2 separate regions of the Mus musculus genome follow, and region 1 is linked to region 2. A link is a loop called in an ENCODE intact Hi-C map of the cell type or tissue named here. Cell type or tissue: left cerebral cortex. All regions are shown on one strand. Links, peaks and the distances in the headings refer to the core of each region. The heading gives the core; the rest is flanking DNA. Region 1 holds the start of Taf1b (TATA-box binding protein associated factor, RNA polymerase I, B). Region 2 holds the start of Grhl1 (grainyhead like transcription factor 1).

What was found. A loop is a pair of places that touch in the nucleus more often than their neighbours do. Peaks named below come from ENCODE experiments on the same cell type or tissue, not always from the same donor. Only the 100,000 strongest peaks of a DNase experiment are listed, where the experiment ranks them.
Region 1: it touches region 2 in a loop (6-fold over the local background); 6 of 42 quality-filtered maps call a loop at or near these places.

Annotation. Positions count from the first base shown.
Region 1 is chr12:24,489,829-24,504,804 of GRCm38, reverse strand. It overlaps Taf1b (TATA-box binding protein associated factor, RNA polymerase I, B), which reads right to left and starts at 6,224. Exons shown (of 15, transcript NM_020614.2): 1 at 6,156-6,224; 2 at 4,271-4,369. The coding sequence starts at 6,173. It also overlaps the pseudogene Gm16372. In left cerebral cortex, for the core only: a CTCF peak has its summit at 4,585 (motif pointing right); a DNase peak (open chromatin) is centred at 6,191; H3K4me3 peaks cover 1,257 bases; H3K27ac peaks cover 856 bases.
Region 2 is chr12:24,562,927-24,577,902 of GRCm38, reverse strand. Grhl1 (grainyhead like transcription factor 1) reads right to left here and starts at 5,616. Exons shown (of 16, transcript NM_001161406.1): 1 at 5,445-5,616; 2 at 1,803-1,989. The coding sequence starts at 5,464. In left cerebral cortex, for the core only: a CTCF peak has its summit at 5,872; DNase peaks (open chromatin) are centred at 2,831, 4,998 and 5,723; H3K4me3 peaks cover 2,687 bases; H3K27ac peaks cover 1,864 bases.

The DNA.
Region 1 (14,976 bases), core at 3,111-11,110, 73 kb after region 2:
TTTATGCTACTTTTTCATTCAAAAAGACTTTGGTTCCTAAAAGAGCCAGTTACACAGTTAAACAAACAAATAAACCTTTACTTTAAACTATGCAATTATATTGCAATTAAATTTGAATTTAAAAAGCTGGGCATGCTGGTGTATGACTTTAATCCAGCATTTGGGAGGCAGAAATAGTCAGATTTTTGAGTTTGAGGCTTGCCTGGTCTACAGAGCAAGTTCCAGGACAGCCGGGGTGCACAGTGAAACCCTGTCTTGAAAACAATAACAAAACAAAACAAAAATATATTAAAAGATAACTTCTATTTAATGTTTAAAAAATAATGGGAATCAAACAAGACCAAAAATAAAATACTCATTTTTTATCCATGCAAAATACACTTTAACATGACAACAACTTATGGTAAGAGATAGAAGCACATGCCCTAATCCTAACACTTAGGAGGTGAAAGCAGGAAGATCAAGAGTTTGAGGCCAGCCTGTGCTACATGGACCCTCCCTCAAAGCAAACAAAGACAACAAAAACAAGCAACTCCCTGAGTCCCTGCCACCCAGGGAGGCTCAGCCTCCTTCAGCTTGGCTGTGTGAACATTAATTCAGAAAGGATTTTCATTTACAAAAGTAATGGGTGTGGGGAGCATGCCTTTAATCCCAGCACTAGGGAGTCAGAGGCAGGGCCAGCCTGATCTACACAGTGTGTTCCAGGCCAGACAGCATTACAAAGTAAAACCCCTATCTGAAAAAAAATAAATCAATAAAAGCACTTTTTATTTCTAATAAAAAGAACTTTAAAATGGTAATGGTACCATTCATAACAAACTGATCAGTACCAACAGCTATCAAAGGCAATTATCTCACACTGACTTTCTTGCAACCAAAAACAAAATACTGAGTCTTATTTCTGGAGAAAAATAAAAAATTTAAAATAATGAATAATATTAATATATTTTTCTAAATTTAAAGATTGAGAATGAAGCTTATCTTAATTTTTTTGGGGGGGGGGTTCCAGATAGCCTGGGAAAGCCCTTGCCCTTTAAGCGCTAGAGTTCTAGGCCCTACTACCCCTTGCAGAGTAAGTCTCATAAGAATAAAAGGTACAAGATGAGGAGTACCCCAGCAACCTAAGATGCCCAAATCCTAGTCCAATCCCCAAGAGCCAGCCTGGGCTGCATGAGACCAATCTCAAAGATAGTAAGAGACATGCCTCTGACTATAGGATTTCTGGGTGCAGATATTGTTATCAAAGCACTATGATATACGGAAGAGGCTATAGTGAGAAGATAAGACATGCCAAAATAACACTGAAGTTATCTAGAAAAGATAACTGTCAGAGGTGAAAGGGGCTTTACACTTGAACTATGTAAGACATAGAACAACAAAAAACTAGAAGGCTAACACCGCCATGGTTAGATCGTGGAATATTCACATACTTAATAGAAAGCTGTGACACTTTGAACCACACAGTAGAAACCACCAAGACAAATACTCAGTAGTACTCGCAAGCATCCCTATCCCTTTCCATACACTGAAAAACAAAAGACTGGACGAGAGCTGCTGAGTGTAGACTGAGAGTGTCGGTGACTTGGGCTTCCACATAGTTTTCAATCTCCTTCAATGAGCATGCACTGTTCTTACAAAATCTATTAAACTCACATAATTTAAGCCCATACTAGTATTAAATACTTAAGGATTTTCAAAAAAAATATATGTCATCTAAACTGGCCAGATTAAGGACCTTAAGTTCTTTTTCCTGACTAAAACACACCAGGAAAAAAGCCTTCCACACAGAAGGCTTTGCTGGGATTGTACACAGTGCCAAGAGCTTGAAGAATCACACACAGTGCACTGAGGGGAGAGGAGAGAAGCAGACCGTCAGGAGAGCTGTATCGCAGCCTCCACCTGTCCCAGGCTACTGACTCACTGGTCATTCTTCACCCACTGAACTTCAACAGCACCACACTACACAACTCCAGGAAGCACAGCTGAACACTATTCTGTGTGCTGAACATGCCTGGGTTAGTGTAAAGCCAAGAGTAACAATTGAAGTTGTATAACTTCCCTCGGGTTTGCCTATTGTGTGGAGGGCAGCTTCTCAGGGTCACAGCCTTTTACAAAAACACATTGGGACCAGGGCTGTAGTTAATAGGACACTTGTCCAGCACACAGAATGTACTAGATCATGCCCCTGAACAGTAGGAAAAGAAAAAAAAATGTCATACACCTTCAAGAACTGTACATCCTCACTCCCTTGGGTTGAGACTCTTAAATATAGAGCTTAGTAGTAATATTATATTTGTTTCAAACTAAAAATGATGGTAATTGACTTAATCAGACCAAACCAAGAAACATCAAAGATAAAGATAAAAGAAGTCATTAGTTACGGCTATTCAATGCCTATAAAAATAGTGCCCTGACTCCATCTGCAAATGGAGACTCCCCCATTATGACATCCCACTCCTTCACTATGTTTACATTTGAACCACACTATAAAATTAACACTGACTAAACCACTGGAGCTTCAGTGAGCATCAAAGCACAGGATAAACTGCATACATTTCAAGTGTAATCTGATGCATTTGTGTACATGAGCATTTATATATCTCGATGGGACATGTCTGCACTGCCATGATCAAGGAGATCACTGCTCCCTCATTGCCCAGTGTTTTAGTTAAGTATATATCTGGGCAATATCCTGTCTGACTAACGAGGAAGCAAACAAGCACCTGAGCTATAGACTAAAGAAGCCACCTCAAAGGAACACCCTGTGTGGGGCAGGAGGGACAGCTCAGGGCCGAGAGCATGCCCAGGTCTTGCAGAAGACCTTTGGGTTCCATCACAACCATCCCAAACCCAGCTCCCCCTGCTGGACTCCATAGACGCCTACACTCACACGCACATGCACATACCCATACATATACATACCTTTTAAAAAGCAAAGTGCTTTGTGAAACTGAGTCATCTGCTAAATTAGCTATGTGTCTTAAGGTGGCTTTTGTTGTTGTTTTACATCTTCTGCGCAGATTTTGAGTTGTCTGAGGTGGGAAGGCACGTCAGTCCCTATCATGCTCTACGTTGGGGCACAGTCTCTCTTCCACCCCAGCTAGCCCTTCTGAATAAGTGCTGAAAGCAGTGCTTATTCCTTCTTGGCTCTGCACTTCCAGCAAATCCTTCCCTATGAAAAACAGTCATGGCACGTTTAGCTAGTCCAGCATCAGGCTGTCCACACTCTGTTACTGGCCTAAAGGTATGCTCACCAGACCAGGACCTAGAACTTTCAGGGTGGAGATGGCCCCGAACACCATGACTACACAATACAGAGTGACAATCTTTAGTTTAAGAAACAGGCATGATGGGGTTAGAAGACTCAGATTCAAGTCTTGTCCCAAGTCTTTGTACTCCTGTGGCATTAGCCACAAACTCAACTGTGTCAGGTGTGGTGGTGTCAGGTGTGGTGGTGCGTGGCTTGGATCCTAGCTCTCTTGGATCTCTAAGTGGGAGCCCAGTCTGGTCTCCATAGTCAGACTCTGTCTTAAAACAACAACAACAACAAAAACCACTAATGACTCCTGAGCCCTGCTTACTCTCTCTGGGCATACTGTTGTATCTCACAGGTTGTTGTGAAGCAGAAATTACATACTGGATGAGAAAGTACTTGGTAGGTTGTGAGGAACTACACAAAGATACATGGTAAGGAAGCCTGGTTCCAATATGCCCAACAGTCCCCCTGCATTCTAACACTCCATCCTCCAAATCTCTAAGCTGGTACAACACATTAAAAACTAATAAAAATATCCTTCAAGTATAATGTTAAATACTTCATGTTGGGCATGGTGACACATGCCTTTAATCCCAGCATTCAGGAGGCAAAGGTAAGCAGATCTCTGTGAGTTCTAGGCTGGCCTGCTCTACAAAGCAAGTTCCAGGACACCGAGGCTGTTATATAGAGAAAACCTGTCTCAAAAACACCAAAACCAAGCAACCAACCAACCAACCAAACAAACAAAAAACAACAACAAAAAACTTCCATATGCATATAGTGTAAATGAAACATTCATTTATAAATGTGACTCAACGTAACTTTAGAAGTTCATCACCAATCTAGTTTGCAAATTTCTTAATCTAAGACTGTGCTCTTAAAGCCTGTTTCTATTCTTGGAATTCAGCCATTGAGTGAGTGATACCGATGCACTGTTTAGGAGTCAGGCCACATACCACCCGGAAACTTCAATTTTGAGAACATAATCAAGTTCGTGAATGGCACATTACTTACATCTGTGACATTGTGGCAGGAAGTACAGTAATATTTGCCTTCATCGGTAAGGCCCCAGGAGACAGCAGCACACTGAGAACAGCGGTCTCTGAACGCTTTCTGTGGAAGATAGAAATCTGTTATTGTCGGGCCAACACACTGCACCATGGTTCTGAACTCTACTTCCAGTGTTCCTGGCAATTTCATCCCCCCAAATTAAAAAACAATCAAACTAAAAATACACAGACAGTATCTATAAATAAGGAGAATTTAGTCTCTCTCTCTTTTTTTTAAGATTTGTTTATTATTATAAATAAGTACACTGTTGCTGTCTTCAGATGCACCAGAAGAGGGCGTCAGATCTCATTAGGGATGGTTGTGAGCCACAATGTGGTTACTGGGAATTGAACTCAAGACCTTTGGAAGAGCAGTCAGTGCTCTTACTGGCTGAGTCATCTTGCCAGCCTGAGTCTCGTCTCTTTAGTAGCATGAAATGCAGTAACTATTCCATAAAACTACTGAAATATACAGAGTGAGAACAAAGAAAGAAAGGTGGACAGGGCTAGATTGGAAACAAAGATATAGGTAAACTCTCTGGGAGAGCTGAGGGAGAAAAGGATGACCCACCGTATGGATGATCAAAGCAAACAAAGATTGAAAACACTGTTGACTTTTTCTTTGGGGCACTGAGGCAGATGTGTCGAGTTTTGATTTATTCATCCAACCATATAAAGGGTATCAACTGTATGAGTACCAAACGTTTAACTGGGTGCTTAGGGGTTCTACTGGAAGCAAAAGGAGCATATGGTCCACTTATGGTCTATATGGATTATAATTTTAGGTTTATCAATGTATTATATAGACATTATTACATTTGTCATGGATACAGATAGTATCTACTGTCTACCTTGAGTCCCTCTATCATTATTCTGTCAGTGCACACACAGAGAACTGGTTCCTAATTCTTTGGTGTTTGACTTATGGGTCAGCTACTGAATACACCCATCATGTTCACAGTGCATGCAAAGTGCAGCAGCTTCCTAACCACTCTTACAGTGAGGTGTGGGCACGTGTGCTGGATAGTTTTGTGTCAGCTTGACACAAACTGAAGATATCTGAGATGAGGGAAGCTCAATTAAGAAAAATACCTCCATACCATCAGGTGGCAGGTAGGCCAGTAAGGCACTTTCTTAATCAGTGATTGATGAGGGAGGGTCCATCCCATTGTGGGTGGTGTCACCTCTGGGCTGGTAGCTCTAGGTTTTACAGAACCTGGTAAGCTGACCAAATCATGAGGAGTAAGCCAGTAAGCAGCACCCCTCCATGGCCTCTGCATCAGTTCCTGCCTCCAAGTTCCTGCCCTGTTCTTTAGATGATGAACAATCATATAGAAGTGTTAGCCCTTTTCTCCCCAGCTTGCTTTTTTGGTCATGGTGTTTCATCGCTGCAATAGAAACCCTAAGATAGCAAGCACATTAGAACGTCCTCGGCAAGAGTCTGGTGTCCGTACCCTAGACAGGCTGACAGGGATTACTTGGAGGCAACCCAAGTTCCAGGTCCTGCTCTTCCTCACGCGCAACCAGCATCAAAGGGAGCTTTGCTGGGTGGTCTCCTCCAAGGAGCCACGGGGGTGGCCAACCCACAAGCCCACAGTTTCATCCTCTTTCTGGCCCACGGCCCCTCTGAACAAACACTCCACCCAATCCCACCCGCAACCTCCCAGAGCGGACAAGCAGCCAGGTTCCGGGGCCCAAGTGGCCACCGCCCCTTCGCTCCGCCCCCTATGCGGGTCACCGCCCCGAGCCGACGCCTGCCCTGGGCGCTGCTCCTCCTCCTCCTGGCTATCCCTGGCCCATTGAGTTAGGGAACGCGAGTGGGAGCTGCACGCGTTCCTCTAGGTCCTTACCACCTCCTCCACATCCATCGAGGCTCCGCTGCAGACACCGTTACCCAAACAGCAAGCGCCGCTTCCGGGAGAGACGGGGAGAGCGCTCCGGTCGGAAACACAGCCTCTGCCTTTGCGTTCCAGGAGTCTTCTGTGCTGCCCTTGTGGGACTCAAGACCCAGGTTTCTGGCAGGCAGTACAGGACCAGGACCAGGCCCCAGTGACAGAGCTCAGACCTACGAGGATTTTCTGTGGTTTTGTTTTTGTGGCTCTGGCTTTCCCGGAACTCAGCTCAGGAGACTACACTGGCCTTGAACCCCACCTGCCTCTGCTTCCTGAGAGCTGGGATTAAAGGCGTGTGCCATGACTTCCGGCTTCTGGGTTTTACAAAATGTGTTCTCAGTGTTTGAACACAGGTTGTTGAACTAGAACTGGTTGTCTATTTGAAATTTTTTTTAACTTCCCAGATCCTAGGAACCAAACCCTCCTAGTGCATGCTCGCCAAGAACTCCACACCACTGAACATCCCCAGACCAAGATTTCTAGTCATAACTCTATTTCTTTCTTGTACCTTCACCTCCTCCTGTGTAAAAAATATATGTTTGCCTATGAATATAATTATGTCTCGTTTAATAAATTCTTAATACATTTATCTCTTGTTCCCTCGTTGAACACACTAATCCCCTGCTTCATTCCATAAACTAAAGTTGTTTTAGATTTTCCTGTGAACAAAATAAGTCTCCACCTTTGTGAACATTTATATCTGTTTATTTAATTGTTTTTGCTTATTTGTTTCCAGACAGGGTTTGTCTGAGTAGTCCTGTCTGTGTTGGAACTCACTTTGTAGATCAGGCTGGCCTTGAAGTCAGAGACATGTGTTTGCCTTTGCCTCCTGAGTGCTGGGATTAAAGGCCTGTGCCACCAGAGCCTGACATTTGTTTTAGATACTAAAAATTCTTTCCAGGGGCAGTAGAGAAGAGCTGAGATGGATTTCAGATGATAAGGTCCCCAGCAGGGTAGGCTGGGATATGTCAAGGATCCTGCAGCACTCTGGAGAACAAAGGAAACTCTTGATATTATAGATGTTAGAGGGAAAGGATCTCCAAGCCCAGAGGAGAGGGGGTCTCTGCAATTTGCAAATTAATGAAGGTACTAAAAATAAAGGGTCATAATTTAGAAAGCTAAACCTATTTTGCCTCCTCCCACCTTGGGACTACTACGTGCTAGGAGTTTAGTAGTTTACAGAGGTACTAAATAAAGTGAGGCTAATTGACTTTAATATCAATACTATGGTAGGAAGAGACAAAAATAAGAAAATCATGGGTTTGGAGAGATGGTTCAGCAGCTAAGAGAGCACTGGCATCTCTTGTAAGATTTCAGTTTGATTCCCAGCACCCACATGGCAGCTCACAACTATCTGTACTCTAGTTCCTGGGGATCAGGTGCCATTATCTACTGACGTGGGTACCAGGCACAGACATGGTGTACACATACATGCAGGCAAAACATTTACACACATAAAATAAAAATGAAATAGGGAAGAATAAGGAAGACATGTTAAATGCAGTGAGAGGGGTGGTCTGGAAAGGTCTCACTGAAGAAGGATCTTTAATGCAGATACACATTTTTTGTTTGAGAATCTGTTTTATGAAAAACCCTAAGCCAGTACATTTAAATTTTCTTTCCAAACAGGGTTGCTCCGTGTAGTCTGGGCTGTACTGGAACTCAACCTGTAGACCAGGCTGAACTCAGAGATCTGCCTGCTTCTGCCTCCCAAATGATTACAGGCTTGTGCCACCACTGTCTGCCTACATTTGAATGTTTCAAAGGAAGCTACTTTTTTTCTTTAAGAAAACAACATTAGCCAGGCGGTGGTGGCACACACCTTTAATCGCAGCACTTGGGAGGCAGAGGCAGGCGGATTTCTGAGTTCGAGGTCAGCCTGGTCTACAAAGTGAGTTCCAGGACAGCCAGGCTACACAGAGAAACCCTGTCTCAAAAAAAAAAAAAAAAAACCCAGAAAAGAAAAAAGAAAACAACATTATTTAAAAATATACAAGAAGAAATAGAAAAATCTGAATAATCTGATAGCTACTTCAGAAATTGTCTTAGGGCTGTGACGTCACTCAGTGGCAGTGTGCTTGCCTATCATGTGGAAGACCATGAGCTCAAGCTCTGAGACTGGAAATAAATGAATAATAGAAACATCAGCAAGACAAAGAAAAGACAAAAAGTGTTGACACTCCTCTGCTCAGGAACGGACTTACAGAACCAGAATTCTATATGAATCAATAATGAACAGTTAAAAATGGGCAAGAGACAAGACAGTAGAGTATGGTAGTGCTGCAGGTCTTTTTTTTTTTTTTAAAGTTTTTTTAATTAGGTATTTTCTTCATTTACATTTCCAATGCTATCCCAAAAGTGCCCCCATACCTCCCCCTCCGCATCCTGCTTCTTGGCCCTGGCGTTCCCCTGCACTGAGGCATATAAAGTTTGCAAGTCCAATGGGCCTCTCTTTCCAATGGTGGCTGACTAGGCCATCTTCTGATACATATGCAGCTAGAAACAGGAGCTCTGGGGGACAATAATAGTGGGAGACTTCAACACACCACTTTCATCAATGAACAAATCATAGAAACAGAAACTAAACAGGGACACAGTGAAACTAACAGAAGTTATGAAACAAATGGATTTAACAGATATCTACAGAACATTTTATCCTAAAACAAAAGGTAATGCTGCAGCTCTTAATCACAGCTCCTCTGGAGGTTGGGGCAGGAGGATCATAAGTTCAAGGCCAGCCTGGGCAACTTAGCAAAATCAAAGTAAAAACAGAGCTACAGAGGGTAGATGTAGCTCAGTTGGTGGATCATTTCCCAAGCAAGCACAAAGCCTTCCATTTAGTCCCCATCTCTGTGTAAAACAAGATATGATGCCATACATACATACATACATACATACATACATACATACTTGAAATCACAGCACTCAGGAGGCTGAGGCAGGAGGATCATGAGTTTGAGGGTTACCTAGGCTACATAATGACACCTTGCCTCAAAAAAGGAGAACAAAATGCACATGGGGAAGAGCAGTGATGGAGAGAGAGGGGTAAGTTCTGGATATAAGCAAAAGGCAAACCTGGTAGGTTGGGTGAGAGAAGAGTTAAGATGGTCTGGACCTGTCAGCATCTGACCTGCTGTGAGAAGATGGTTAGCCTTTACTGAGGCAGAAAGTCTTCAGCATCCACACACAGTACAGTGGAGGAGAAAGCAGGATTTCGTTTGGGTGTATGTCTTAGTGGTTCTTGTCCCATGTTCATGTGGGGACTCTGAATACCACGCTGAGTAGGTGAGTTGGATATTCAGGGGAAGAGGCACCACCGTGGGTATGAATTTGAGGATAAAGACTGGAGGATATCACTAGGGTAGGGGTATCCAGACAGGAAAAGGTCTGAGAGAGAATGTCCTTGATGCAGAAGGAAAACCAGCAGCATGAGTATCCTGGAAGCCAGCAGTGTCCCTGAGGAAGAGCCACCACCCTCAGCAGATGCTCTTGAGACCTGCAGTCAGGGGAAGATGGGATCTCCTTCCCATCTACTGGATGACGGATGGATCTAGCCACAAGGGTCAGTAGGGAGTAAAGTAATGTGCTGGCTAATCTCCATTGGCAGCTTGACTGGATTGAGAAATGGTTGGGAGACCAGTGAGACACATGTCTTCGAATGTCTGTTTCCAGAGATGACTAACATGTGTGATAGCAACGGAGTGAGGAAAGACCCTCATGAATGTAGGCAGCTCCATCTTAATAAGCTAGGGACCTGGAGGGATCTGAAGTGGGAGGAGGGAGCTCCCAGCTCCCACAAACTCCATCATCCTTCTCTGCAAATCCTTCTTGCTGCTGTCATTACCAAAGGACATCAGACCCCGTCTGCTTCAACTTTTCAACATGATTCATACCAGCAGGCCTTTAGGGAGCCTGCAGGCTTTTAACCTTACACTTGGGCTGCATCTTTGAGCCCCTTGTTCTGAAGCTTCCAGCTTCTTAGATACAGAAGCCATGAGGTTATCAGGGTCCTGATGTGCAGACAACCATTGCTGAATCACCCAGCTTCCAATGAGCACTAAGGGTGCCCAACCTTCTGACACTGCAGCTTGACACTGTCATCTACAAAGTTTACACTCAAGAGCTGAACAATCAAGTTACCAGAAAAAAAAATCCACAACTATAAGCTGATTCAATACATCCTGTATTAGGCCTCCACCATTGTGGGCTGTACACCTGACAAACTTTCTCACCTTATATTTCTATAAGACTTCCACAACCAAACTATTTCTGATGGAGAGACAGAAGCAAAACTGGTCTCATTCTCTAATTGACTAGAATGAAAACTCAAAACAAAATCAGGGCTAACTCCAAGACAAGACACTGGAGTAGAGCTACACTTACTCTCAGGATTCATGTACACGGCTGTCCGTGCTGAATCACGATCATCCATCCTAGCAAATGGCTGCCAAAGTACTCATGTCTGGAGACATGAGCATGCTTAAGTGCAGGAACAAACTGGCTAGATTAGTAATAAATCCGTAGAACTTTTTGAACTGCTAAAACACACACACACATCCTCATAATGTTTTAAATAAGCTCACAATTTTTTGTTGAGCTTCATCCATACGAATTTGTGTGAGCTACATTTGACCCACAGACCATGAATTGTACATGCCTGTAAGCTGATTCAACACATCTCCTATCATATGTCTGTGTGTGTGTTGTATTCTATCAGTGTGTGTGTGTGTGTGTGTGTGTGTGTGTGTGTGTGTGTGTGTGTGTTGTATTCTATCAGTTCTGTTGCTCTAGAAAAACCTGAGTACTGAAACCAGCTTCAGTGGAGAGTTGGGGATGAAAGTCTTTAAGAATGTGTTTTAGGAGCGGAAGAGGGAAGTGAGTCGGACCAGGCTAGGCTCGCTAAAGGAGAGGCACCGCAGAGGGGCAGGCCCCCGTCGCGTCGCGATCCGGGATGCCGAAGAACACGGTGTCGTCGGCCCGCTTCCGGAAGGTGGACGTGGACGAATATGAGGAGAACAAGTTCGTGGACGAGGAGGACGGCGGCGATGGCCAGGCCGGGCCCGACGAGGGCGAGGTGGACTCGTGCCTACCGCAAGGAAACATGACAGCTGCTCTGAAATCCCCCCCACCCCCCACTATTAACACAAAGAGCCAGGCAGTGAAGGACTGTGCTGGCAGCTACGTCTTGAAGGTGCTTATCTCTTTTAAAGCTAATGATATTGAAAAGGCAGTTCAGTCTCTGGACAAGAACGGTGTGGACCTCCTAATGAAGTGTATTTATAAAGGCTCTGAGAGCCCATCTGACAACAGCAGTGCTGTGTTGCTGCAGTGGCATGAAAAGGCACTTGCTGAGGGAGGAGTGGGGTCCATCGTTCGCGTTTTGACTGCAAGGAAAACCGTGCAGTCCAGCTGGAACTGGACACCACTGGACACCGTTCACAGGAGTGGGAGTTGCTGGTACAAAGACCAAAACAACCAAATGGCACCGCTGCCCTGTGGGTAGCATCTGTCTCTCTCAGCTTTGCCTTCTTGCTTTCGTTTTCATATCTGTAAAGAAGAAAATTACAGTTTCCTTTAATGAAAATTGAAATAATGCGGAGAAAATTTTGTCTCAGTGGAGGTGTTTGATTCTTTCATAATCATGTCAATAATATGTATCCCATTCTGTAATTTATATTCAAGCTTGATTGTGCAGTTTCTAACTCTGTTGACTGGTTTAAGGGTTTTACTTTATTTTTAACCAATACTGAGAAATGTGATCAAAGTTGAGGCCAGTTTCCTAACTCATTGCTGGTCAGGAAGTGATCTTTATTTTTAAAAATGAGAGACTGGCAGCTATTAACATTGCAAAACTGGACCACACTTCCCTTATTTAAGCAAAATGTGTTTCCAGAGCAAGTAGTGGGTGAGCCCCACTACCAGTTTCCAGCTTTCTTTCCGCTTGCCTCCAGATGATGCTATAAGTGTAAGTGTGCTACTTCCTGTTAGCATCCAATTTTCATGGCCTCTCAATCTCTTTGTGGTGACCCAGGGTCCGGAGCAAGGAGTCTTACTCTATATAAATGTATTTACACAATATAAGCGCCTCTTTGGCACAAACATCCCATTTCCTTCTGGTAATAAGGCTGCCTGGGGAAACAGTCCCAAGTCAGAGACAGGCCTCCAGCAGCCTCTGGATGAAATACTTTCATCAGAAATAAAGTAGCTGCCTTAGCCATTACACAGGTGTTCACTGGAACATTTCCTATGATTTCCCGAGGACGTCTTCAGTGCTCTTCAGGTAATGGGGATCTCAGAAGATTTGGTTCTGATCCAAAGACACAGTCTGTGTTTCAGCTCAGTGTTTTTTGTTTTGTTTTCAAGACAGGGTTTCTCTGTATAGCCCTGGCTGTCCTGGAACTCACTCTGTAGACCAGGCTGGCCTTGAACTTAGAAATTCGCCTGCCTCTGCCTCCCAAAGTGCTGGGATTAAAGGCGTGCACCACCACGCCCGGCTAGCTCAGTGTTTTTTAAGAAAGAAAAATGCCACATAGTAAAAGAAAAAAAGTGTTTACTTCTTTGGACAAACCAAACTGATTCTCAAAAAATGACTGGTGCTTGTAAAAAGTTATTACAAAGTAGTTCCGAAACCAACCACCTGAATGTGCGTGGCCAAGGGGTAATCAGCCTGCTTGTCTTTCCCTAAGATGCCAACTCCAGAGTCACTGACTGAGGTGAGAACCAGCACAGAAACTCTATAAACTGCTGTTTTTGATACCTGCTTTTTTTTTTTTTTTTTTTTTTTCTTGGTTTTTCGAGACAGGGTTTCTCTGCATAGCCCTGGATGTTCTGGAACTCACTTTGTAGACCAGGCTGGCCTCGAACTCAGAAATCTGCTTGCCTCTGCCTCCCAAGTGCTGGGATTAAAGGTGTGCGCCACCACGCCTGGCTGATACCTGATTTTTTTGTTTTGTTTTGTTTTGTTTTGTAAAATTATGATAAACTTCAGAAAATAAAATGTCAGTGTTGAATAAAAAAAAAAAGAATGTGTTTTAAAAACACAATCCCACACATTGTTCTCTGACTGGCACACACATGACATGACAGTTATATGTGTGCACACTTACACACTAGATAGATATCTAGATAGATATCTAGATAGATAGATAGATAGATAGATAGATAGATAGATAGATAGATAGATAGACAGACTGACTGATGTAATTGTGAAGATCTGCTGGGGGCTAGAGAGACCGCTCAGTGGCTGAGAGGCTACAGTGCTCTTGCAGGAACCCTAGTTTGGTTCCTACATGGGGGAGCTCACAGTGACACTGCCCAGTTCCAGGGGATTTTTGCTGTCTCCCAGCCTCTGTGAGTGTCTTCACTCACATGCCCGTACCCACGTACAAATACAAACACATAATTTTCTTAAGAAGAAAAATAAAATCTATAAAACTAGAGAAAACCAATTCAAAGGAGAAAATACTTGTAAAAAGGGAGAGATCACAGGTATAAAATGTATGAGAGAAGAGAGAATTGAATAAGAAATACTGCAAACGACTATCAGCATTAAGTATGCCCCGACTTCTGCTGCTCTCTTTCCTAAGTCTTTCCTTTGTCCCAGATGGAGGGATTCAGTGTTTCAAAAGTATCCTCCAGGACTTATTCTACTTGAAGTTCTAAGTCATCCCATGCGTACTTCTCACTTAGAAAGAAAGTGGGTAACTCAGCTCATCTGTGGGCCTCGCAGATCTCTGGATTATTTTGGATTATTTTGCCTTCAGCCTCCCAAAGCCTTCTATTGGGAAAATGGAGTCTTTATGTGGACATTCACAATTTCATCAAAGATGATGGCAATGACCCGAATATAAATGCATACTCTGTGTGTATAAAATAAGAAGCCTGCCTGCAACAGGATGTGTCCCTCTGCCTTCAACTTCCACTGGTAAATCTGGCTGGTGAGGGAGACAGGGGAGTGAGTCTCACCCAGAGCTCTGCTGACATCTCTTCCAGAATGCTTTTACTTTTATAATTAAATCAGTAACTCCTTCAATAGTTACACAAATATAAATGTACCACAAAACATTGTTTTTAAATTCTTCATTACATGAAAAAAATTATCTGGGGTGGGGGTTGGGAGTGCCTGCCATGGCACGCCCGTGAAGGTCGAAGGACAACTCTGTAGGAGTCAGCTCTCATCTTCCACACTGTGGTTCCTGAGATCAAACTCAGGTCAGCAGGACCCTGAGCTATCTCTCCAGGCCCCACACATTTACTGTCTGGAATATACTCTCCTTGGTGCATATTATCATTAGATGCTTACCACAGAAAGTTTTCTGCATTTCATTATTGAAACTGAATCTTTAATCAGGAGTAAAAATTAGGAGCATTAATATTTTTATCCACCTCTTTAGTAAATCTTCAAAGAGCCTATGTGATCTAATCTAAAAGTTGTTTCTTTGGAATTCTCATCAGTATTTTCTAGGTCTTTCCACAGCATTTGTCATTTGGCATCTCGGCCATGTTTTTTATGGGATGAATGATAGGAGCCAGTCAAGTATGAAATGTCACTTTGATGAGTGTAAATGCTGTGACCATGTAGCAGGATGTGTCCTTAGGATGACAGGGAGCAGGGCATGAAGAGAGGTTTACACAGTTGTCAGTAAGACAATTCTAAAGATGGGTCTGGGGATGGTGAGATAGCTCGGTGGTTAAGAGCACCGACTGCTCTTCTGAAGGTCCCGAGTTCAAATCCCAGCAACCACATGGTAGCTCACAACCATCTGTAACAAGATCTAAC
Region 2 (14,976 bases), core at 2,729-10,728:
TACCTGCTGAGCCCTGGGCAACATCTGCCCTCAAGGAGCCAACAGTCTGATCACCACAGCAACCGGTAAAGAGCAACTGCCAAATAGACTTGTGGGATCACAAACTTACTTTATAGTGGGAGTAAAGATTTCTTTCTTCTTTAAAATTTAAGGTATGTATTTTGGTTTTTTCATGTATGAATGTTTGGCCTGTACCTATGTCTGTATACCACATGTGTGAATGGTGCCCAGGGTCAGAAGAATGCATCGGATACCCTGGAACTGCAGTTAGAGATGGCTTTGAGTCACCATGTGGGTGCTGGGAACTGAACCAGGGTCCTCTGAAAGAGCAGCCAATGCTCCTAAATGCTGGGCCATCTCTCTGGCTCCATTCCACTCCTTGTCTGACTCCCCTTTTCTTTGCCCCAGAGCTGAAAAGCTGGAAAAATGACACTGGTACACCGTGACATTAACCCAGCTGAGACATGGTCCAAACAGGCACACACGTATTGCTGAGATGTGTACAGTGTTTTGCCATGCAAGAATTCTTTCATATTTCACCATTAACAACAAAATAAAGATGGCTCATTGGTTAAGAGTGCACAATGCCCTTGCACAGGAGTTTGGGACCTGACACTCACAGTAGGCAGCTCACAACTCTAGCTCCAGGGAATCCAACTTCTTCCAGTTTCTGTACTCATGTACAGAAACGTGCCTATACATCCTCATATGCATACACATAACTAAAATTACATAGACCTTTGTTAAAAAAGATAACACCAAGTACTCTTGGATTGACTAGCAATCTGTTTAAAGCACTGCTAGTTATCAAGTAATAACAACTGATGCCTAGGACCAACCAGTTCAAATGGCCATCCCTGGGCGTCTGCTGCTGGACAACGCCAAAGAGAAGGTGAACGCAGGCCACACCCCAGCACTGGTCTGTGGCTGAAACCCTAACTGAATGCATCCGAGCCGCTGGGCTTGAGAGTCAAAAGTGACACACAGGCTGGCCTTACATCCTATGCCCAGTATGATACAGGTCACCAGTGAGTGGCAACTGAATTACTAGAATTCCATTAAGAACCATCAGGCAGAACGGTATAAAAAACCCACACATGGTGCACTTGAGAGTGAAGGCTAATTCAGCTGTCTAGCAACAGGCAAGAAAATGTATTCTGCGGGCTGGAGAGATGGCTCAGTGGTTAAGAGCACTGACTGCTCTTCCAAAGGTCCTGAGTTCAATTCCCAGCAGCCACATGGTGACTCACAACCATCTGTAACGGGATCTGATGCCCTCTTCAGGTGTGTGTCTGAAGACAGCAACAGTGTACTCATATAAATAAAATAAATCTTTAGAAAAAAGAAAATGTATTCTGATCTTAGAACCAGGTCCCAGAATTGCAAAAGTGTGTGTTTCCCCCAGCGGCTCCCAAGGCTTTGTAAAAGCAGCTACAGAAAAGGCGGTCACACTGATCACTCAGAAGGGGAGAGCACAGGTCAGTCAGCAACAACCCTTCCCATGACACCCGAAACCAAGTCTGTTAAAATACTCAAACTGGGGGAGACAGGCTACTACCTCCTTTTATTAGCAGCGTCTCCTTCAGCGAGGGCCAGAGCAGCTGTTTAAAAACCACCCTTTGATTCTATGATCGTAGATGCTCAGCTTTGAACCACCAAAAGCCGGGGGACTCGTTAAACTATTTATAGTCACTAGAGAAGCAAGCATCCTGACATTCCACCAGCAAATGACTGTTTTATAGGCTGCTGAATCAGGTGCGTCTGAGCATGGCGTTCGCAGCTGTAAAGAGCCCGCAGCCTACCTTGTAGTAGTCATAGAGCAGGCCCAGCGCAGCCGCGCTGTCTTCGTCTCCGTTGATGCTCATCATCGCTTTGGTTGCCGCAGTGAGAGGGTTTTCCAGGAACGACTTCCAGGCTTCATCCTCACTGGTATAGGAGCGCCGCTGTGGGTAGAGGGCTTCATTCTGAAGTACCAGCACGGGCCTTTTGCTTCAGAGGAAGAAATTAAAAAGTTAAATCCATACTTCCTACAGCCAGACAGCTTAGAAGCTGTATAAAAACAAAACCCATAAAACCAAAAAAAAAAAAAAAAAAAACCAAAACAACAAAAACCAACACCCAAAACCAAGCTAAATAAACAGTTCTTTGACATTCCTCTAAAATAGGACACACGGCCCTGTGCCAGAGCAACTGCTTAGCATGAGCAAAGCACTGGGCTCCATCTCCTGTATCAGAGTCAATTAAATACCAACAGCTTCTGAAGGTCTGTCTGAAGGAAACGCAATAAAGTTAGTGAAATGGCGTCCACACTCCTCTTAAAGATAATTTTGGAATAAATACAAAAACATTCAGAAAATTCAGATTTGGTTTACAAAACACTTTTTCTAAAGGCGTATTTTAAATCACCCTGTGTCACGATAGCTACATCAGTAGCCTTAGCTTTAGTAAGTCAGATGAAGACAGGCTCAGAAGGCAAGGCAGAAGGAAGCCCCCCCCCCCCCCCCCCCCCGTCAGAAACACTGAGATAATACTACCTGTCAAAATCCAAAACTAGTCCCAAGAAGACACGGGGCTATTTACATATTTATAACAGCACATACGGGATACAGCGAGGCATGGATACAGTTTAATCACACTCAAGCAGGCTGCGACATGTGACTTCCCCCTTCCCCAGCCAGGGCCATGTCTTTAAACAGCTCCTTCCGAGAAACAGGGGCAGGAGGAAGGGACGGAAAGCAAAAGGGAGATTTCACTTAATCCTTCAGGGTATATGAGAAAGTTAGAAGACTTCTGTTACCAGCAGAAGGAGACTGGAATGTAGCCAACGGGGCCTATAAATCAGTAAAGCCGCCTAATCTTCTGGCATGGGAGTGAACTGCTCATCTTAGAGATAAACACTCAGCCTACAACAGACGAAGGCACAGGATGAAAATCGGCCTTTAAGAAAAACAGTGGACAGTTAGGATTTTAAAATCTTTACATGGGCCCAGGGAAGATGGCTCAGAGGTAAAGGCACTTGCTCATGAGTCTGATGGCCTGAGGGTCCATCCCTGGGACCTACATAGTGGAAGAAGAGAACAGATCCCTTCAAGTTGTTCTCTGATTCTTAAAGACACACACACACACACACAGAGAGAGCAAATTAATCACTTAAAAGTCTTCATTGGCTGGTAAGATAGTTCAGCTGATAAAGGTATCTGAGTTAAATTTTTAAAACCCACATGGTTGATAGAAAGGCCTTGCTACAAGTTGTCCTCTGATGTGTGTGTGTGTGTGTGTGTGTGTGTGTGTGTGTGTGTGTGTGTGAGAGAGAGAGAGAGAGAGAGAGAGAGAGAGAGAGAGAGAGAGAGAGGGAGAGAGGGAGAGGGAGGGAGAGGGAGGGAGGGAGAATATGTTGGGAGGGTGAAGGGAGTGCCAACACCAACTCATAAAATAAAATAAATAAAATGTAAAAAACCTTTACTAGGCTTTAGGATTAGAGGGCCTGGCTAAGGTGTTGTGCACGTGACTTCTCTGCTCTGGGTGAGGGGGCTTCCTGGGCTTAATCTCCAGTGCTCCCTTCCCCCCAAAATAAATACAATCTTTATTAGTTTTTCACACCAGGCAAGGACCATTTCACATTAACAGCGCAGTTTGTGGGAAAAATCCAGAAAACGAATGGTGAATTTAGTGGCGCTTTACAGAAGGTTTAATTTAAATAATCCAAGCAAAGTCTACTGATTCCAGAACCTGGAAATGTCAACAGTCTCAACAACTGTCCAGCCGGTACTGTTTAATAAGTCAATAGAAAGAAAAAACGGAACATTGACTTCAGCAAGACGAGGCAGTACTTTTGTGTGTGTGAGGGAACAAGAACGGAGGTGTCTGGAACTTATCTGAATTATGGCTGTCCTGGCCCAGGTCTCGTTGCAACACACGAATGAAATATGTAAATGGCCTGGAGGTGACCTACCTTTTCTAAAAGTGAGTGGAGAAAGTCTGATTATCTTCTCAAGTAATCAACAAAGGTTAGGGCTTGGCAGTCACCCAAATCCTTCAAAAACAGATATAGGTTTAGAAGAAGAAAAAAAAGGACATCTTTGAAAAGGGGAGGAAAAAAGACGAGTCTGAGGGCTTACATCTGGAAGCAGCTTATTATTTTGAAACATAAAAAGAATCAAGAAGGCTTATCTTTATAAATCTCAAGTTTTATCCGAAGAAAGCAATACACAACCTAGCATTCCCCGCAAGCAAGCCTTTGGGTCCTGAGGCCGATAGAGATGGCGGTTCCGGTTCCGTGGTGAGAGTCTCTGGTGTACTGCTGAGCTATTATTAATAGTCTAATAGCCACTTCCAGAAGACTCTGACAGCAGTTGGCTCGCTCAACAGTCGTAATGCTAGTTTTTCAAGCTTCCCTTCTCCCATCCCATCCAACATTGGTACAAGCATCAGAAAATAAATATTTTCCAAGTGGCTTTATGTCTGCAATTACCCTGAAGGCATTTTATATTTCCAAAGTATGCCTAAGGCCAAGAGGCTGGCACTGGGACTTTTGCCTAGTCAGTAAGTAGAGAAATAAACACATGAACAATTGCAGCCCACTTCTTCAAGAAGAGCAAGTTGTTGCTCCGGCCCTGAAGGTTCATGGGTGTTTTCAAATGAGCCTCAGACCTTCAAGAGTTATAGGTCAGGATTCTAAAAGGAAAGCCGAGCACTACCTGAACTTCATTTTCTACAAGACAAGATTAATCTCTTACTGATTCCACACTCAGCTAACCTTCATCAGAAAACAAGCATGAGAAAAATCCACCCTTAACAAGTTAACTATGAAACCAATTCTTCACTCCAGATTTACTGAGCCGAGATAAGACAGACTTGATCTTTCAGAACATCTTCATATTTATAGAAAAGTTGCGAGTAAAATCGAGAACTGCCCCCACACAAGTCCTGCCAACGTCTGATCACATCTTACATCATCACTGAACATTTCTCGCTGCTTTCTTATGTCCCAAACTCTAAAAAGCAATCCCGATTCGACAGTGGTCTCTAACTTTATCACCCTGCGTGCAGTTTCTTCCTCTTGATATTCCCAAACGGCAAAAATAGTCTTCTGTAATTACCATCGGTGATGCAAGGGCCCAAGAACACCCACAGCAGATTTCTCACACAGCAGCCGGAGTGAAGAAAACGCGCGGGCAGCGGACACTTCAACCTTCCCCTAGATCTCTCGCTCCGGCAGCTCCGCAGGTGACAGGAGGCTGCCCAGGGTCCACCCGTCCCCACCGGTCCATGAGCGCGGGGCCCGGGAGCCCGGGAGCCCTTAGACGACAGGCCGAGTGTCCCCCCCCACCCCCTAGCCTCGCCCCACCCAGCCTGTCCTCCCAGCTCCCGGAACCCGCGCCGTCGCCGCGGCAGGTGCGGTGGCCCCCGGGCCCTGGCCGGACTCGCGCCCGCGCCTCACTCACTTGTCGTACTCCTGTGTCATCGCGCTCGCTCGCCGCTGCCGGGCCGCAGAACTGGACTTTCGGGTTGGGACAGTACACCCGATCCGGGGGGAGGAGGCGGCGGCGGGCGGCGCGCGGCGGCAGGCGGTGGGTCCGGAGCGGCGGCCCCGACGGGTTGGGTTCGCTTTTCTCGCTCTGAGCCGGCTCGGCGCGGGCTGCGCGCACTGGGCGCTGGGCTCGGCCTCCCATTGGCTGGCGGAGCTCCGGCCCAAGGCGGAGCTTCTGGAACTGGGAGGAGGGAGCTCCTCCTGATTGGTGAGATGGAGCTCTGGGGAGGAGCCTGGGGGCGGACCGGAGGGCGGGGGCCACGCGGTGCTCGGCGGTGCTCAGCGGCGCTGGGGAGCTTGCGCGCGGCTGGCCCCGGTGGCGCCGGCCGGTAGTGCCGCCGGCGCCGAGAGGCTTCGGCGCACACCCGCGTGGGCGCGTTTCACCTTCCAGTTCTCTCTCGCGGTCAGTTCTCCGGCCCCAAGGCCTCTGCCTGGGAAATACCTAGGGAATTTCTTTGCAGCTGTGCAGGTTTGGAGGTTTCCTTCTGGTTCATCTCTCAGTGCCCACCATGTGACAGTCGCCAATCTGCACAGCCTCTTAATAACCCACGTTTCCCCGGCCAGCGGTCCCTGTTTATTGGGCACCTATCAAGTGTCAAAAGCATCACTCTAAGACACCTTCCCAAGCCCCAGAGGTCCCCACCAGCCTCCTGAGGGCATCTGAACTTGCTTGGCTCTTCATCTGCCCAGCGCTATATTTGGACTTTAGCATCCTCAACCCCTACCTACTACCTGTGTGGTCTTTCTGTTTGGCCAGCTCCAGATTGGCTTCCACTTTTTCCTCCCATATCCTAACCCCTTTTTAAACCATTTTCCTATGGGTCGGTTTCTTTAACCTCAGCCTCAGGCCTACAACAGTAGAGACAGGGACCTAGACAGAGAGGACAAGGCAGAGACAGAGCAGGCAAATTTTCCTGCCTCCTAGAGCGTCCTACTTTGAGAGTCACGGTGACTCCTTTGGTGTGCGGAGAGAGATGGCACTCTTTGCAGGTGGATGGGGAAAGTAGAGTGGAGCTCTCTGGGTTTAAAGATGTAGATGGCGAGGGGGTGGGCATAAGGGTGAAGGCACAGCTATAGACCGTGATAGAGGAGACACGAGTGTGTCCACTGAGGAGCTAGGAAAGCAGTGTGGCCAGAGAGTAACTGGGCACTGGTGCAAACTGTAGAGCCCCGCGGGTTTCTGTAAGGCCTTAAGTGAGGAAGCTTTGAAGGACTTGCGGTAGGGCATAGACAGACTTCACTCGTGTTTTCAAATAATCTGGTCACTGAATGGTAGGGAATCAGCAGGAGGCAATTTCAAAAGAGACAAGCAAAAGATAAATAGTAGCCAGAAGCATGACCCGGGGTGATGGGACACTGAGAAGGGTTTGAATTCTAGATGCCTCTGTGTTCAAACGAACAGGATTCTCTGAGACCCAAAGGGCAGGTTAGAGAGCACCTCTGACAGATGGTGTGCAGACAATCCCAGGACTCAGGAGTTGAGGCAGGAGGCTCTCCAGTTCCAGGCCAGGCCCAAAGTGAAACTTTGACAACAGCAACCAAAGTCATTCTTGTTCAGAACGACCAGAGGTTTCAGCTGAGCAGCTGGATAGAGTGACTGCTGCCTCTGAGATGGCGAGGGACAGCAGACATAGCAGTTTATAAGTGGGCAAGGGTCCTGTTTAGGATGTGCTAAGTTTAAAATTCATTTTCCTTCTGAGTACATGAGTCACGCAGATGGATACTAGACTGGAGTTCCAGTGGGAGATCTGGACCAAAAATTGACCTCTGGGCAAGATCATCCTGAGGGAAGAATTCAAAGCCTTGAAATGGCTGAAGCCCTAAGGCAGGGAGGAGCCCCTGGGTCCTGGAGCCTCCAACATCAAAGGCTCAGAGGGAGAAGAGCCAGGAGAGCAGAGAGGGCAGTCAGGTGAGCTGGGAGGCCACTGAGAGATGATGGACCAGGGAGACAGGTGTGTTCTTGCTAAGGGCTGACCATGCCTTTGTCCTGTGCTAGCTGCCTCTCACCTCCCAACCCTGTGTTCTCAGTTCTCTGAGGTGCTAGCGCTCTAGTCAGTAACCACAGACATGATGCTCAGAGCGGTTTCCAGCCTCTGTGCTCAGCCCTGGGGCAACTCTGGGGCCTGGGGCCTGTTCTTTCTTTACTTGATAGTTTCAAATTTAAGAAAATTATATATGTATGCATACACACATAAGCACAAATGCACACCAACACAGACATGTCTCCATACTCTTGCCAGGGTGGCCCTTCCTAAAACACCATCCTATGTCATCCCCAATAAAGCCTTCCCTTCCCAAGTCAGCTGATATCCTGGAGGTTGGCAGACACCACTTTGCTCAGACACCACAGACTTGGGAGCACTTCCACACCCCTATCTGGCCTTCCCGAGCCTTGGCCCAGTGAGCCATCCACAATGCTGACAGCATAGTTCCAGCACGTTTACCATGCCCTGTTTGCCATGTCTGAGATCTTATGTGAGCTTTCCCAGAGAAGGCATTGTTTTGTCAGTGCTGGGTCCCCAGCACTGGTGTGTATATGAAAAATTTCCTGGAGACAGTTATCAAATGGCACAGTTTTCTGTAGGCCCCCAAGACCCTGGATTTGTCTCATTGGCCTATCTGTAGGGCTAAGTTAAATGACCCTCTAGTATTGAGGACATCCAGGAGCAAGTGTCTGACATATGGTAGGTGACAAATATACAGGTCTAATGAAGACAGGCTAAGCCATAAAATCAGAAACAGAACAGGAAGGTCCACTGGTATTAGATCATAGCTATAGTAATTTAAAATATAGGCCTTAGGTATGGTGGTATACAGATGTAGTTCCAGCACTTGGGGGGTGGAAGCAGTTGTTCTTATCTAGATAGAGTCTCAGGCCAACCTGGACTACAGGAAACCCTGTAACAAAACAAACACTGAAAAAAAATAGGTCTTGTAAGTAAACTTCAAGATAGTTTTATTTTGTTTATTTCTAATGTACTCTGAAATTCAAGTCCACATCTGTGAGCTGTTAGCATTATGTCTTTATTTTTATTATAAATTATTTACTCGTAGGTATTGGGGGTTCATGTGGGAGCACGAACTGCAGCATGTGTGTGTCGATGAAAGGACAACTCGTGGGAGTCAGTTCTCTCCTCCCATCATAGGGGCTCCAGGGATCGAATTCAGGTCCTCAGGTTTGGTGACAAGCTCCCATACCCACTGTGCCATCCTGAAGGCCCTTATTTATACATTAACATTATTTCTAATCATAGAAAGTAATACATACAGTTCAAGATAAATAAACTAAAGAAACAAGTAAGGAAGGGAAGAAAGACATTTAAGCAATAGAGAAGAGCTAGGGTTCAAACAGGCTGTTTCACCCACCATCCCCAATGTCCTGAGAGAATGGTAACTATTGTGTGTATAGTTCCAGATTTCTCTATGTGATTGCAAGCATATGTCTTAGCATTTTGCTAAGACAACTTATCACTTCTTACGGTTTCCAATTTTCATGTCGTTGTGGTGAAATCTGTATTTCTTTGATTTGGTGTGTGTCAGAGGCTAGTGGTGAGTAGTGAGTTTTCTCTGAGCTTTTCACAATCACAAACATTCACAATAAACATCCTCCCGAGCACATTTTTGTATGCTAGGCCAAGTATGGTCATAGGATGGATTCCTAGAATTGGAGTTGCAATTTTAAAATTAACGTTCTTACTCTTTTATGTCTGCGTGTGTGTGTGTGTGTGTGTGTGTGTGTGTGTGTTTGTGTACACGAGCACAGATGCTAAGGTACATGCATGGCGATCAGCCGACATTATGAAGTTAGTTCTCTCCTTCTGCCTTTATTTGGGTTCCAGGGATGAAACTCAGGTTTGCAGGCCTGTGCAGCAAGCTCCTCCCGCCATTGATCTAGCTGACAGCAGCCCACAGGTGGACTGTTTTAGATCTTTACAGACTTTACTGTTTCTTAGTTACGAGTAGAGCTTATCTTTTAGGAGGGCCTTCTTAAACTTAAGAATGGGATAGCGCTGTTGGTTTCTGCTTTGTTTTTCTGAGATAGAATCTGGTGGTTGTATGGCCCTGACTGGTCTCAGTCTTTCCCGCCTCAGGCTTCTGAGTAGCTGAGTCCAGGCATGTAGCAGTACACCCAGCTGCCTCCTTCTAGTTATTTATTTTGTGGGAATGTGCTTGTTGCTTTTTGCTCTTTTTGGCTTTTTGTTTTTGTTTTTTGGGACTCACTTTGTAGATCAGGCTGACCTCGAACTCACAGAGATCTGCCTGCCTCTGCCTCCCCAGTGCTGAGATCAAAGGCGTGTGCCACCACTACCCTAATGTGGCTTGATTTTTTTTTTTAGGCAGGGTCTCATTGTATACCCCTTAAACTCATGTTTCTCCTGTCATAGGCTCCTCAGGAGCTGGGGTTATGGAAATGTCACAGCACACCCAGTCAATGGCACTGTTTTGAAAAGAAGATTGTGTCCTAAGCATGGGTGTCAGAGTAGGGGACTCCACTGGACCTCTCCCAACTCAGTGCAGATTGTATGGTAACAACAAAGTCTGAAAACACTGCGTCACGGTTGGCTGCACATTGAGAGGGTCTTGGCACACATGTTCCTCCTGGCTAGTGGTTTGCTCACAACACAGTTTCTTTTCTCTGGGCCTCAGTAAAAGAAAACTCTTGGACAGGTCATGTGTCCCATCCCTGTGTCCCAGGGCTATAAGATTGGCTGCTGCGACCAGAAGCACCCTGGCTATTGCAGTTCCTTTCCCATCTGCCCCCAACATGCTTCTTAATTGATACCCCAGTTGAAAGCTTCCAGCACACTGTATTCTTATTACTGTGTCCTCTGGGCATGTGTTGAGTTTTAGCATCTTTTCCTGGCTTTAAAGGCCAACTTGCTATGCCACTAGAATTACTCCCAGGGTTCTGCTCACTGTCCCTCATTAGAGATCACAGCTCAGGCTGCTCTGCACTCTCATAAGTTCAGTTCCACACGACTATGAGAGACCAGGATTCAAATCCTAGGTCAGCATCTCCTTCTGTCTTGAGCAGGCTGCACCCTCATGGTCCTCAGTCTCCATTTGGAACGTGAGGGAAGTAGTTTTGAGTGTTGTGGGTTAACTGGAATGATGGATTTCGAGAATTCCCCACAGTGGAGGCTGTGTGTGAGAGAGTGTGACATCAGTGCAGAAGTGAGGCTATTTGGGAGAAGGAAGTGATCCAGAGAGGGGACAGTAGGGGGGAGCTGGCATTGAAGGAAAGCCGAGTGACACAATGTATGAGAAGGTTACAATGAAGCCCGCACTTGCTTTAAACATCAATAAAGATACAGTTAATCTTAAAAATCTCACATTGCCTGACACATGGGCATTTAAAGATGGTTTCTATCTCCTCTAAAGATCCTGAGCCGGCTGGAGTGTAGCACAATAGTAGAGCTTGCCCAGAAAGTGCCAGGGCTGGCATTCAGTCTCCCGAGTACTCTCTCTGCACTCCAACAACACAAACATTGTAAGAGCAGGAACCTATGGACTTAGTCCTTGGGAATGCCACCCTTTGCCTCTGAAGGCCATTTGCGGGGTTCACTGCCTTCAGTGATTTTAGGCCAGATGGAAAGGCAGGTAAGGAAGGGACAGCTCAAGCGGCCCAATAAGAATGGCAGAGCCTCTGTGCCAGATCTCTACCTGCCCCACCCAGCTCACCGTCTCAGACCTCTGCCAGCCAGAGATGAAGGACTTTCCACTCCGGGGAGCAGGGTGTGGGAGGCAACGGAGTTTGACTTTCCCCACCTTCTCTAGCTTGAGATGTAGGAAGCTGCTTAACCTTTGAGTCCCCTGTGAGCAACCAGGCCACAATCACTATTATTATTAAAGTTTCAAAAGAAAAATATCACAAATTGCACATTGTGGGGTATGCCTGTAGTCCTACCACGTCAAAGGCTGGGGCAGGAGGTTTAGCAGGTCAGTGCTAGTATGAGCAGTACAGTAAGACCCTCACAAAGAAAACGAAAGAAAAGTTAGATGTCCTGTACAGTTTCAGGCACTTAATGAATATCAAACTTACAGCCTTCTGGAATTTTCCTTATAGCACAAGCTATTTAGAGGACAAAAACTTTATCTCATTTTTTTTAAACTGTTAAGCATATTAACATCAGTGGTCATTGTTATTCAGGATGGTAATGACATTGGTCCTCCTTGGGGAGTATCAAGTGTCCCCAATCAGACACACCCAAGAACCTCAGAGCCTTAAAGCTGTTGGAGGTAGTTTGAGGCCATCTCTCATAGATGGAGAATTCGATGTAGAGAGATAATTAGTTTCAGAGTCTCAAAGCTGGAAAGTGCGAGGTGTGTACTTCAGCATCTTGTTCCCAACAACACATGTTCTAAGGTTTTGATGTTTCTGCCTGAGATTCCAAGATTAACCCATGTCCCCCATCGTAGAGCTGTCTGGACATGTTCAACATGGAAGAGCTGCAGCTGGTACTTTCTGGTGACAGTATCTGGCTCTGTGGTTGTCCAAGCAGTCTCAAACCTTGAGACCACTCACTCAAGGCTTGTATTCAGTTTTGTCATCCGTCTGCTCTACTTTCAAATGTGACAGTTGTCGTGAGCATGCTTGCTGGAGGCTTGCTCCCTTCCCCCAACTCGCCTGCCATTGCCAGGTCTACTAATCTTGGGTGAGTCTCGTCAGGTACCTGGGACTTCATCCAGACTCCAGTCACCCAAGCAGTCAGCTGTGCTCCTGTTTGTGAATGGAGAAGTGGCTCCGTGGGATAGGGTGTCACCCGCTTACTGGCAACTACAAGAACGAGGATACCTCACATTCTTTTGTTGTGGCTTCGCTGTCAATTGATCATCCCAGCAAGGGCTCAGCAGTTGCAACATAACTACCAGAAAGCCCTAGGCTCAGAAGCACAGGCCTGAACCTCCAGAAAGCCCTCTGACCTGTGACTAACAGTGAATGGGTGTAGCCATCAGATGCGGTGGCACTTGAAGAAAGCTCCCAGATGGGGTCTGAGAGGCCAAACCATGCTTGCTGGTTCACACAGCCACATTTACTTCTTGAAGTAGTAGCCCTAGTAATAACTAGTGGTCAGAGATACAAAATACCTAACCGTGTCATGTTTGATTGACGTCCCTGGGAGGCCTGCCCTTTTCTAAGGGGAACAGAGGAGGGGTAGATGGGGAGGGAAGGGGGTGGGAGGGAGAGGGACTGGGTGGAGAGGAGGAGAGGAGGGGAAACTGCAGCAATATATGAGAGAATAGATTAATGAAAACAAAACCTACATAGCTATTTAAAATCGTTGGAGCGGGCTGGTGAGATGGCTCAGTGGGTAAGAGCACCCAACTGCTCTTCCGAAGGTCCAGAGTTCAAATCCCAGCAACCACATGGTGGCTCACAACCATCCGTAACGAGATCTGACTCCCTCTTCTGGAGTGTCTGAAGACAGCTACAGTGTACTTACAGAGCATCACATACATCTTTGTACGAGGGGCAGGGGGACAACCTTGCTTTGTAGGTGGAGAACAAGCAAGGGCCAAATGAGTCAGATGGCTCAAATGGCTCAAAGTTCATGCGTCAGTGACTCAGTTCTTACAGTGACTGCCCTGCACTGACCATTTCCATTGCTTGAAAATCACAAGTATTTGCTTTCAGTTTTATATGTCCTCTCTGGATCATGACTCTCAGCCCAGTGTCTGGGATACTGAGTGACATCTGTTGATGCTAATTGGAGTAGAGAACTACAGACTGGAGAGGGAGGGAGATGTAGGACATTTGGCAATAGACATCAGCGAGGAGAAGCCTGTTTGAGGAACTTTGTGAAGGCTGACTGGGAGCAGACAGTGCTTGGTCGGACTGAAGTGTGAGCACATGTTGTTCTACTGCTTTGGATCAGGGAGCTCGCCCGGCAATGCTCAGCTTAGATATGCTTTAATCCTCTTTAACAATATTCAATCATTTTATCAGTACTGATGTTTTGCAGGTATGTCTGTGCACCACTTGTATGCCTGGTACCCACAGGGGCTAGAAGAGGCTGTCTGGTCCTCTAGAGCTGGAGTTACATATAGTTGTGAGCAGCCATGTGGGTGCTAGGAATCGAACCCAGGTCCTCTGGAAGAGCAGCCACACTCTTAATCAGTAGAGTCCATTTTGACTTAAATGTGTGGTGGGTCCTTGGTGTCTACCTTTGAAGCTACCTGCATTCTTAGGAGTTCTAAGTTTCTCAGCCCAGAGTCTCCTGGGCCCTCAGAGCCAGCCGTGGGGATAACATGCTGAGCTGGCCTGTCTGGTTTGTGGCACTGGACTTATGTGTGCGCAGCTGACCTGACCCTCACTCTCCAGTTGCTCTGTATAGAGCGCCATATACTGCACAAATGTCATTTATTCATTGACCGCTTGTGTGTTCTGAGAACAAGGAGCTCTCCCCGGGGAGCTGAGGTGGGGAAGGCTGGCTAGAGATGACATCTAGGCAGGGTTTTCAGGGAGGAAACGTATTCTTCTGGGAGAGGACAATCCTGACAGAAACTCTAGCCCCGGCAAGAGCCTAGGGCGATGAGATGTCACGGCTTGCCTGAGCTGAGCAAGCACGTGAGGCAGGAGAGGAAAGCGGTACAGGAGCCATGGTCCAGTGACAAGCCACTGGGTCTCTAGACAGCAAGGAGCCATCAGAAGATCTGGAGCCCCAGAGTGCTAGTAAATCTATTTTTGGAAAATTGCTGGCTGAGGTATGATAAGTGCCTGAAGAGACAGGAGGTTTTGCAATCCCCCTTGAAGAGTGGTAGAGTGTCTATCTGCGCTGGGCAGTGACACTGTGGGGCTGTGTTAAGACAGGATGGAGACTGGACAAGGTCATTTCCCCCTAGAGAGCCCTGTAGCTGGTAGATGCTCCAACTATGTAATGATGAAAGGGGGCTAACTGCTCCTCACCCCCAGTCACTGCAGGGTACTTGGCTTGTTTAATGAACAGACTCATCTGTGTCCTTCCAAGTATTGGTTTGGAGTCACTCAGCTCTTTAAGATTAGATGGGGGAAACTGGTATTGCTTTCATGGCCATCAAATAGCTGTCTCCCAGCAGGAAGATGGAGCAGGGAAGGCTAGAGTTTGAGCTACATGTAGGAGGCAGGGGACACCTCTGAGGGAGACCAGGTTTGGGGTGAAGGTGGGTGAGGTCCTGAGTATTTCTGTAGATAGAGGCCAGTGTTCTCATCCACACCACCCCCAGATGAGAAAGGCAGCTCTGTGAGTAAATGCAGCCCAAGGACTCTGGAGCCAGGCTGCCTGTGATCAGATCTTGGTTCTTTGGCTTCCTGTTTGATCCTAAGCAGTCAATGAACTCAGTGTCTCAATAGCCCCACTCGTAAAATACAGGGAGCCACGTCACCATAGTTAAGAGGCTGAGCATAAAATAATGTGGTGCCATGTCAGAATAGGTACAAGGCCGAGCAGTCTCACAAGCCGGGCCTT